Regions from separate parts of the Homo sapiens genome. Here region 1 is linked to region 2. A link is a loop called in an ENCODE intact Hi-C map of the cell type or tissue named here. Cell type or tissue: heart left ventricle. All regions are shown on one strand.

Evidence for each region. Peaks named below come from ENCODE experiments on the same cell type or tissue, not always from the same donor. Only the 100,000 strongest peaks of a DNase experiment are listed, where the experiment ranks them.
Region 1: it touches region 2 in a loop (2.5-fold over the local background); 5 of 110 quality-filtered maps call a loop at or near these places.

What each region holds. Positions count from the first base shown.
Region 1 is chr7:36,990,192-36,995,191 of GRCh38, reverse strand. The region is part of intron 16 of ELMO1 (engulfment and cell motility 1); the gene reads left to right. Among named protein-coding and RNA genes, the nearest start is that of ELMO1-AS1, 5.1 kb to the left of the region's middle. In heart left ventricle, no CTCF peak of the experiment used is centred here; no DNase peak of the experiment used is centred here.
Region 2 is chr7:37,079,326-37,084,325 of GRCh38, reverse strand. All of the region lies in intron 15 of ELMO1 (engulfment and cell motility 1), which reads left to right. Among named protein-coding and RNA genes, the nearest start is that of ELMO1-AS1, 84 kb to the right of the region's middle. In heart left ventricle, no CTCF peak of the experiment used is centred here; a DNase peak (open chromatin) is centred at 2,675; H3K27ac peaks cover 1,306 bases.

The DNA.
Region 1 (5,000 bases), 89 kb after region 2:
GGGTTGTGGGTTTGAAAGAAAAATGGTTTCTTCTGCATAGTGTGATTAATTATATTTTTCTTTTTTACTATGTCTTTAATGTTCCCCATCTTTGCTACCTAACATGTATTATCTTACAATCATTTTTTTAAAGAAACACTTTAAATTTTGTGGGTGTGGAACTGGCACCAAGCTCCAGGTGTGGTCTGAGCAGTGGTGTCAGTCTAGGAGGAATTTCTTTATCTTGACATTCCATGTTATAACTTCAGGCTAAGTTTGTTTATTCTTCCTTGAAATAGAGCCTGGGTTTGGGCCAGCTTTGCCAGCCCAGCTAGTGCCCAGCATCTTAGCCTGAAGTTGATTGGTACTGAGATCAAAAGCCCTTCAGGCTTGATTCAAGAAAGACTCATTAACTGGAAGGAAGTTCTAAGCAGATGTGATACACTTAAGAAAGTAAGCCACATTGCAGACAGAGCTGGACCCAGCACCTAGAATGCTTGTAAAATGGATTTCTGAAAGGGGTAGTGTTCAGGAGTGCTTCTACACAGAGCACCCTAGTCCCTCTCAGACTGAGATTGCAGGAGTGGGAGGAGGAAGGAATGGGAGACAACAGGGGATGAGTCATTGAGATGTTTTCAGATATCCTCATCCCCATGGCTGTACCTACGATGCTGGATAGAATGACAGAAGTACTCAGAAGAAGGCTTGTATAACCTCTCTAAGTTTAAGGTTTGCAGTAGGATTTTGTCTTCTTGGCTAAGTTAACAGATACATCTAGAGATGGTATTCCTGGTGTTGTATTAGTAAAACCAGCCCTAGAGGGTTCCCAGTATTGGTGAGAGCTGTGAAAAGAGCTAAGTGTGCAATAGCCATAGCACATATATTGTATGGAAAGAATGCAAAGGAAAAATTACATAGAGGAAGAACTTTATTTAAGGGAGCATCATATGAATAGAAGCTCTCCAGGTGAGCAGAATAGAGTCTGCTTGGAAAAGATATTAAATATAATGAAATTCATGAACAGAAAATGTAATAAATGGAACTTTATTGTTTTCAAGACATTAAGGCTGTATTCTTGGGTTCCCAAGACTTGAAGGAAACACAGGGCGACATGTTAAATTGCATTATCTCAGGCACTTCCTAAATATTACTTGAATAAATGCACCAACTCCTCACTTCCCACTGGGATTTTTTTGTGTGTGAAATATGTTTTCTCAGTGTATGTTCAGAATAGCTGAGAGGTCCAACACAATAGACTCTCACAAAACATAAGCAAGAGCACTTATTCAAGGTTCAGTGTATGTGATTGTTTCAAAGATTTGCTTCGTCGTTCTCATGCTTTTCATTGTGTGGAGAGAATTGTAGGCAATGCATTTTGGAAACCATGTTCTAAATTTAGCTTGAGATGACTTGGTGGGGGTAGGGATACATTTTTCCATTGTATATACATGGATTGGTTATTGCCCTTCAGGGCCAATTTTTATTTTTAATATCAAATTAACTCTTTTCTGCAATTAGTAGCTTCAAGTTGCAGGCAAGTACTGGACAATAAAATAAAATTATATTTTTTTCTAAATTTAATTTCTCCACAAATTATGTTATAGAGCTTATTCTTGATGAAGATTGAGAATAGCCTGTCAAATATCATTTGCTTAGGGGTCATGGTTCACATTTCAAAGCTTCCTTTGATTGGAAGTATTCATAGATAGAGAACAGTTTGAAGCGATCTGGCTCTTACATGCTGTTGCTATTGAAAGATGGGTTTAAGAACAGCAATCCTGTTTTTGTGATGGCAGTGCTGGTTCACTAAGACTAGGCACACACTTAGTTGGTTTGTTTAGAGAGGTTATGTGTTGTTGCTGATATTCATTGTGTGACTGGTTTCTGATAAAGCCAACTTACTACCAAGATCCAAAGTTAAAACAACTGGGTTTAAACAGGACTCACCCTAGAATTTCATATGGTGACTCATTGGGCCTATGGGTACCCTCCCCCTGTGGTTCCATATCTGGCTCTGTACAGACCTCTTGGATCCCCCTTTAAGCTTCTCTGCTTTGTCCACCCCCTTCAGAACATGACCTCCCTGGAATTGACTGCCTTCATCTCTAGTTTCTTCTTCTTCTTCCTTGCTTGCCAGGGTAAGCTGAGTCTGCTTGTGTTCTTGACCTTGTTGGTTTCTGTCTTGCTCATCAGACCCTATATTCTTCCCCGCATCCCTGATGCACTCTTTTCTGATGTAGTGTAATCCCTGTTGTCACAGGAGACCGGAATGCATAGGTTATCTGTGAGCCTTTTCATTTGATAAAATACCTGTGAATGTGTGAGAAGAAAAAGCAGAAAAAGTAAGGGCATGAAATGTCTAACCATTTGAAAAAACATGGTGAGCCGTGGGTTTAATCTCTACACACTGCAATGAAATTTGTCCTCTAATGAGAATATCAGAAACTAGTTTTTTTCTCAAAAGGTAGAATTATTTGCATGTGAAATGGGTGTGTTTTGGAATTGGAAGAGGTTTACTTATTCATTAGATCTGAAAACCAAGGAGGATGTGATGAAGCTTTCCTTTTCCGATGGTGAAGAAGCTGTTTCTCATTTTGCACCATCTAAAGGATATCCTACCATTGGCCCAGTCGCTTTTTGTCACCATATTGCCAGTGGATGCGCTTGGCAAGACTCAGCTGAGAATTTTGGCATTTTCATTTTTCCTTCTGGCTTGATTTTTCATCAGCCTGCAATTCTGGAGTTCATTTCCATGGTATATTTGGAAAATTCAAATTGGCAAGTGATAAACACAGAATTTCACCAACTATCCCTTTGAAGGCTTTCAGCATGATCAGAGATGCATCATGTTGGCCCTTGTTCTTCAGGCCCATGCTCTTCTGGGTCAGCCCATTCACTTATTAGGTCTGTGATGCCCCAAGAACTTCCAGACCTTGACTCTCCAGTCCTGTGAATGCAAATCATGGTCACTTCTCCAAGCCTGGTGCTCTGGAAGAGGCAGGAAGAAATGCATGGGTTGGGGATCTGTTTATAGATGGGTATGCATTTTGTGGATCCTGGTGTTATTTCTTACTGTTCGTAGGTATCACTTACATGTTAGGCATTTTGTGGGTAATAAAAAATAGCAAAGCCCAGGGAAATAAAATTCATATTAATGACTCATATTTTATAACTCAGCCTTAGGATGCTTGGGAATAATCCCACCTGCTCCAGCTGCTTGCTTGGGGAGCTGTGAGGCCACAGTGGGGCGTGCTGCTCAGGGTGCTCCACAGATGGACACCTGAGTTTGAATCCTGAGTGTCCCACTTTACTAGATGGCAACTGGAGACATGTTATCTGAATGTCTTGAGCCTTCGTTTCTCCATTTGGAAATGGGGCCTTTTATAGCATAGGCCCATGGTAAGCACTGCATCTGCATTTTTTGTTACTCTCCTAAGCTTCCACAGATGTCCAGGCTTATCACAGAGAGCTCAGCATCCTGGGATCAAAAGATAAAGTGACAGTGTGACAGGGTTTGCACATTCTGCTCAGGATCATCTCTCCATGAAAATGAGGAAAAGAGATGCAGGTGCCTACGTATGGGAATGTTTCCATGGAATATTATTGATATCTCCCTTTGAGGATAAAAAGAGCTGTAAAAAGGTCTTCTGACTATGTTCAGTTCAGGTTTTGCATATGTTTTGGTCTTAAAAATGCACCATGTAAAATGATTAGAGATAACTGTATACTGGTCAGCCCAAATACTAGAGAAATATCTCTCCAAAGTCTCTTGAATGAAATAAAGTAGTTTCACTGAGCCAGTAGTGGCTACACCTCTGACCCATTGGGGAAGAGTCCCCACTTCTGATCTCACATCCTTGGGAGATATGGTCTGATTCAGTCTGCACTGGGCCTGTTGCTGTTATGGAAACGATATCAGTGTGTTTTATGTGTGTGGGCTCATGCATGTGCACGTGTGTGTATGAGGGCATTCCATAAGAGGGCTGAGATGTAGGTGGAGAAGAGCCTACTGCATATACACCCTAACTGTTTGGAATTTTCATGAGGCTAAGTACCCTGATGACCTCCCTCATAAGAATGAATTAATCAAACAAAACTGGTTGCAGCGTAGCCATGTCGTAAACTGTAGAGACCATTACCATCACCTTCATTGCCAGCAAAGAACATGAATCCTAATGAAATGGATACTCAGTGGAAGCATCCAGTTTGGGACCAGGAGCTGGAAAATGAAAGGAATGGGTATAAGTGCCACCTCTCTTAGTGCCCGGTAAATGGAATCCCTTCATCTGCCTTTTAAAGGCTCAATATAAATGGTGCTCATTTCAGTTAAGACCTATAGGTGAACTAAGGAGAATTTGGACAGCCAGTTTAGAAATTATTCTATAATAGTCACCATATTTTTTATTCAAAAATACATGTATACCGCCTAACATTCTTTTTTGATTTGTGGATTTATTTAAAAAGTATTACAAAGGTATAAGAATTACATCAGATTTAGTAATAATACATTTAATAAATCATGCTTATGGAAAGGAATAAAATTTCATGAGATTGAATCTGCCCCAAGACAATATGGGATAAATGGTACTGACAGTGCCTGCTCCAAGCAGAACAAAGAGTACAGGTTGAACGTGTGAGCGAAATAGAAAGGGATTTCTTATGACCTTTATTCAGATGCCCAGCAGTGATTCCCACCCCACCCCCTGAATTTTCTGAGTATTTGATACTGTGATTCCCTTCTCCTTTTGTGGACAGCACATAGTAAATCTGAATGTGTTCAGAAGCTGGATGATAGGCTACCTATCATCCATGTGGAGCCTGTGGAGTACAAGTCCATTAGGTGTATGCAGAACAACTTCATGCCAGTTCTTGGGAACTTGACAAGCAGTCATCCAAATATGATGCTAACAAAATCTAGGTTTCCCTCTTTTTGAGGCTCACCAGCAGCTCTGTAAGCTTTATGTACTTTTTTCATCACAGTCTAGAAGGCGAAAAAATCGCCAGAAAGTCCAGGTTAACTA
Region 2 (5,000 bases):
GTTCCAAAAATATTCTTCAGACATTGCTAAATTTTTAATAAACTTTGCATTTTACCCTGAAACCTCTCAAACAACATTCTTGTTTTCTTCTAAAATAAGTGAGAATGAGTTATACTAAAGGGCTCCTCTTCATCCCTCTCCCTCCCGCTCCTCCTCAGGGTAATTTGGTTGAGAAGGCCCACTGAGTCCAAATTTGAATTAGAAAATATCAACACTACAGTATGTTCCCCCAAGAGGAAAAAAATGATCTATTTTCAATCTTGTGTTTCAGAACACACAGCTGTGTGACTTCCTAATTTATTATATCCCCAACTGCCTCCAGACAGCTCTCAGCTTGCTGCTTTTTTTCTACCCACTCCCGCTCTATGGGAAATGGGTTCGACTTTAACCAGCACAGAGTTCAATCTCTGTTCTAGGCAGGACTCCAGTGAGGACTCCGAGAGGCCAGTAAACAGCACTTTTCCAAAGATGCCTCCTCCTCAGCAGGTGCTCCTATCCACCAGGACTTGATGGGAGCCAGGTCCCTTCAGATGGTGGCTGTAGGAAGCCAGGCTATCAGGGGCAGCTCCAGCTGGCAGGTCTTCTGGCTGCCTGTCTCTCTGGAGTGAGCTCGCTTTCTTCCTCCCAGAGAGGGCTTTCTGGCCTGTCTGCAGGGAGCAGGACACAGTTTTAGATCCCAGCAAACAAACCCAATGTGGCTTCCCTTAATTTGGCTTCCCAAGGGTTTTGGCCGCAAGAACAGATTGCAGCTGTGGCCTGAGCATCTTTAGAAGTGTGAATCACATTTTTTTTCCCTGAAGAAGCTATTTTGAGCTTTATAATTACATATTTCCATGTTTTTTTTTATAGAGTGAGTAAGGAGAATGACTTGCATTTTTTTAAATGGAAATCTGCTGGTTTCTTTGCTCTTCTGTCTTGTATAACTTAGTCCAGTGATTCCTGACTTGGCTGTGTATCAGATTCACTTTGGGGAGCTTCTGTGAAATGCAAATTCCTGCAGGGGAATCCAGAAATCAGCAAGCTTAATAGACTCTGCAGTTGATTCCTAGGCAGCCCGATGGCCCCCTCCCAAGTTTGGACCTACCCTTCCCTGGGAATTCAGATCATGGCTAAGTGGATATTACTCTGGGGTGGCAAGAGCCACTCACAGTGCCTAAGAGAGATTAAGCATTAGAAGACCTGGATTCTAGTTCTGGCTCCACTACCAAGCAGCTCTAGACAAGTGTCTCCTGTATGGTCCTCATGTTCCTAGGCGGGGAAATGCTGGGATTGTCCAGGTGGCCCCCAGCTCTAAAGCTACTGTGGTACTCCTTGTTATGTAACCAATATGCTGACTGTAACCACTACATTAGTTATACTTGAACTTTGTTGTCACCTGTTCTTGAGTGACATATGTATAACCTGAACTGACTATTCCATTTTGTACAAGAGAATTATGGAAATGCCCACAGGCCTTGTTATAAAGGGCTCCTGGGGAATAGGCAACCTCAAAGCACGGACCAAAGGACTTACCTCTCCCATGCAGGTGTGACGACTCTCAGCTTTTGGACAGAGAATTAAGCAAAATGGGCTTTTCTGTTTGTTTGTTTGTTTGTTTGTTTGTTTGAGACAGGGTCACCCGGGCTGGAGTGCAGTAACGCAGTCACAGCTCACTGCAACCTCTGCTTCCCAGGTTCAAGTGATCCTCCCATATCAGCCTCCCAAGTAGCTGGAACCACAGACACATGCCACTACACACAATTTTTACACAGACACACTACTCTACACTATACCAATTTTTTTTTGGTAGAGACAGGGTTTCACCATGTTACCCAGGCTGGTCTGGAACTCCTGGACTCGAGCAAGCTGACTGCTCTGGCCTCCCAAAGTGCTGGGATTACAGACATGAGCCACCGTACCTGGCTGTGAAATATGCTTTTCTCATTCTGCATGTTTTTCTCCTTTGAAATATCAACCATCAGAATCTTTTGAGAGGAGTTAAACATTAATTTTGCCAGAACAGATATAGGAAGTGGTAAAAAAAAAAATCCCTCTGTTTTCATCATTTTCTGCCCAACTGATTTCTCCCCCTCTATTTTCCCATGCAAGCATCCTCTGGGCTAGGTTTGGTGGCCACTCCATTATAATGCCAGTGCAGCTTTTGGGGACTGTGGCAGGTGCCTGGCCCATCTTTACGTGGAAACAGCGGTATCTAAATAAACCTGACACATGGAGGAAGAAATGAACCTAAATGCAAATGCTATTAACATTTCTGCAAGTCATACCTATCCCCAAGAAGCATAGCTCTCATGTTTCTTAGTCTTTTATTGGCAATTTAATTGTTTGAGAAATTGCTTTTTACCAGAGTCCGTAAGAATCCTACCAAAATGCACTGACTTATTTTCCCATCGACTTGCCCGGGTGAGAACTCAGCTTGCTGCTTTTCTGTGTCATTACCATCATCAGAAGAAACTTCAAATGTAAGGCCTCGCAGGGTTCATTGTTTTCATTATTTTTTTTGTTTTTGTTTTAGATCAAGAGTTTACCTTAATGCACATCGTATTAGTCCATTTTCATGCTGCTGATACCTGTGACTGGGTAATTTATAAAGAAAAAGAGGTTTAATGGACTCACAGTTCCACCTGTCTGGGGAGACCTCATAATCATGGCCCAAGGCAAAAGGCACGTCTTACCTGGCAGCAGGCCAAGAGGGAATGAGAGCCAAGTGAAAGGGGTTTCCCCTTGTCTCGTGAGACTTGCTTATTCACTACCATGAAAACAGTAAGGAGGAAATTGCTCCCGTGTTTCAGTTATCTCCCACTGGGTCCCTCCCACAACACATGGGAATGATGGAAGCTAAAATTCAAGATGAGATTTGGGTGGGGACACAGCCAAACCATATCACATATACTGTACCAAATTCTCCTAGGTGATTTTATTATAAAAATGAACTAATACGCATATTACTTTATATCCTGATTCTTTTCACTTAATGTGTTAGAGACATCTTTCAGAAAATATGTTCATTCAAAAGTTCATTCAAACTTTTAATAATTGCATAGTATTCCATTTTATAGATAGGGTCATTTTGTGGATATGGATATAAATAGTATTTCATTTTATGAAAGTATGTCTCCCATTGACAGGTATTTATATTGTTTGCAATTTTTTTTCTTATAAAGAGCACCGGGATGAACATTTGCTCAGTAAATACACTTAACATGTTAGCACTGGGGCTATAGCAGTGAAATAATCTGACTACTATCCATTCCCTTAAAGAGCATATATTTTAGTTGGAGAAAGGTAATAAACAGATAAAGAAGTATGTCATATGGTGAAAAATGGAGAAAAATGCAGCAGAAAAGGGAGGACTCATGAGATTGCCTCATTGAGATGGTGACATTGATCACAATTATGAATGAAGTGAGGAAGTGGGCCAAGATAGTGTCTGGAAAAGAGTTTTCCAGAAAGAGGGAACAGCCAATGTGAAGACCCTGAGGCAGGAGTGTTTGCCATGAGAAAGTAAGAACACAGAGGCCAGTGGGGCTGAAGCAGAGAGAACCAGGGAAAGATAGTATAAGAGTAGGCTAGAGGGTGGCCGGGCACAGTGACTCACACCTGCAATTCCAGCACTTTGAGAAGGTGAGGAAGGTGGATCACGAGGTCAGAAGTTCAAGACCAGCCTGGCCAACATAGTGAAATCCTGTCTCTACTAAAAATACAAAAAAAAAAAAAAAAAAAAAAAATTAGGCGTGGTGGCAGGCGCCTGTAGTCCCAGCTACTTGGGATGCTGAGGTGGGAGAATCGCTTGAATTCGGGAGGCAGAGATGGCAGTGAACTGAGATCACGCCGCTGCACTCCAGCCTGGGTGACACAGCAAGACTCTGTCTCAAAAAAAAAAAAAAAAAAAGTGGGATGGTGGGTGAGAGATTCTTCAGGTGCTTGTAGGCCCTTGTAACCAATTTGGCTTTTACTCTACGTAGAAAGAGAAGCCGTTGGGCAGATTGAGCATACATGTGACATTATGTGATTTATAATTTCAAAGAATTGTGTGGCTCATGTATTGAGATTAGACTGTGGGAGAGCAAGTTAATATACCCCACTACAATAAGCAAGTTGAGAGATGATGGTGTCCTGAACCAGAGTGTTAGCAGTGGCAGTACTGTAAAAAGGTTGGATTCAGGATTTATGTTAAAGGTAGAGCCAACAGGATTTTCCTGGATGATTGGATGTGGAGTGGGGAATAAGAGGAGTGAAGGATGGATGACTAGAAGCAGGGAGTCATCACTGAAATTGATGGAGGGGCATAGAAGATTAGGAGTTCTGTTTTGTTTGTGTTAATTTTGAGATGCTGTTTAGACATCTAATTGGAGATGTTGATTTCATAGTTGGATATATGTGTCTGGAGTTTAGGGGATGATTTTGAATTGGAGATGTAACTTTGAGCATCAACAGTATATAGATAATAGTTAAAGCTATGAGACTGAATGAAAGCATTGAAGAGGCCCTAGAATTGATGCCTAGAGCACCCCAAGATTTAGAGGCTGGGGAGAAGAGGAGGCTGGGGAAGGAGTTGAGTGGGGCTCCCAGGGGCATAGGAAGAAACTCAAGAGAAAGTTCAATTCAAGGTGAAGGAGAGATTGCAGTGTCATATGCTGCAGGTGATGGGGTTAAATGAGGACTGAGAACTGACCATTGATTTTTAGTAAGGTGGAGGTCAGGGTGACCTGAACAAGAGTGATTTCACCGGAGTGGGGGAGGAGAGAGCCCAACTAGATGGGTTAAGAGCAAGTAGGGGCAGAGGCAATGGGACTATTAGTAGAGATGCATGCTGCTCAGTGTGGGCCACTGATGGCTGTGAGGAGATAGTGAAGAGGAGGCTTTTAGAAACATTTACACCATTTGACATCACCACAGCCTTCAAGCCCATGATCCTTTTTCTAGTGGTTAATTTTCATTATACTTTTTCAAGAGTGTCTGTTTCTAATCAACAAGTTAGACATTGAAAACAAACTGGTTTT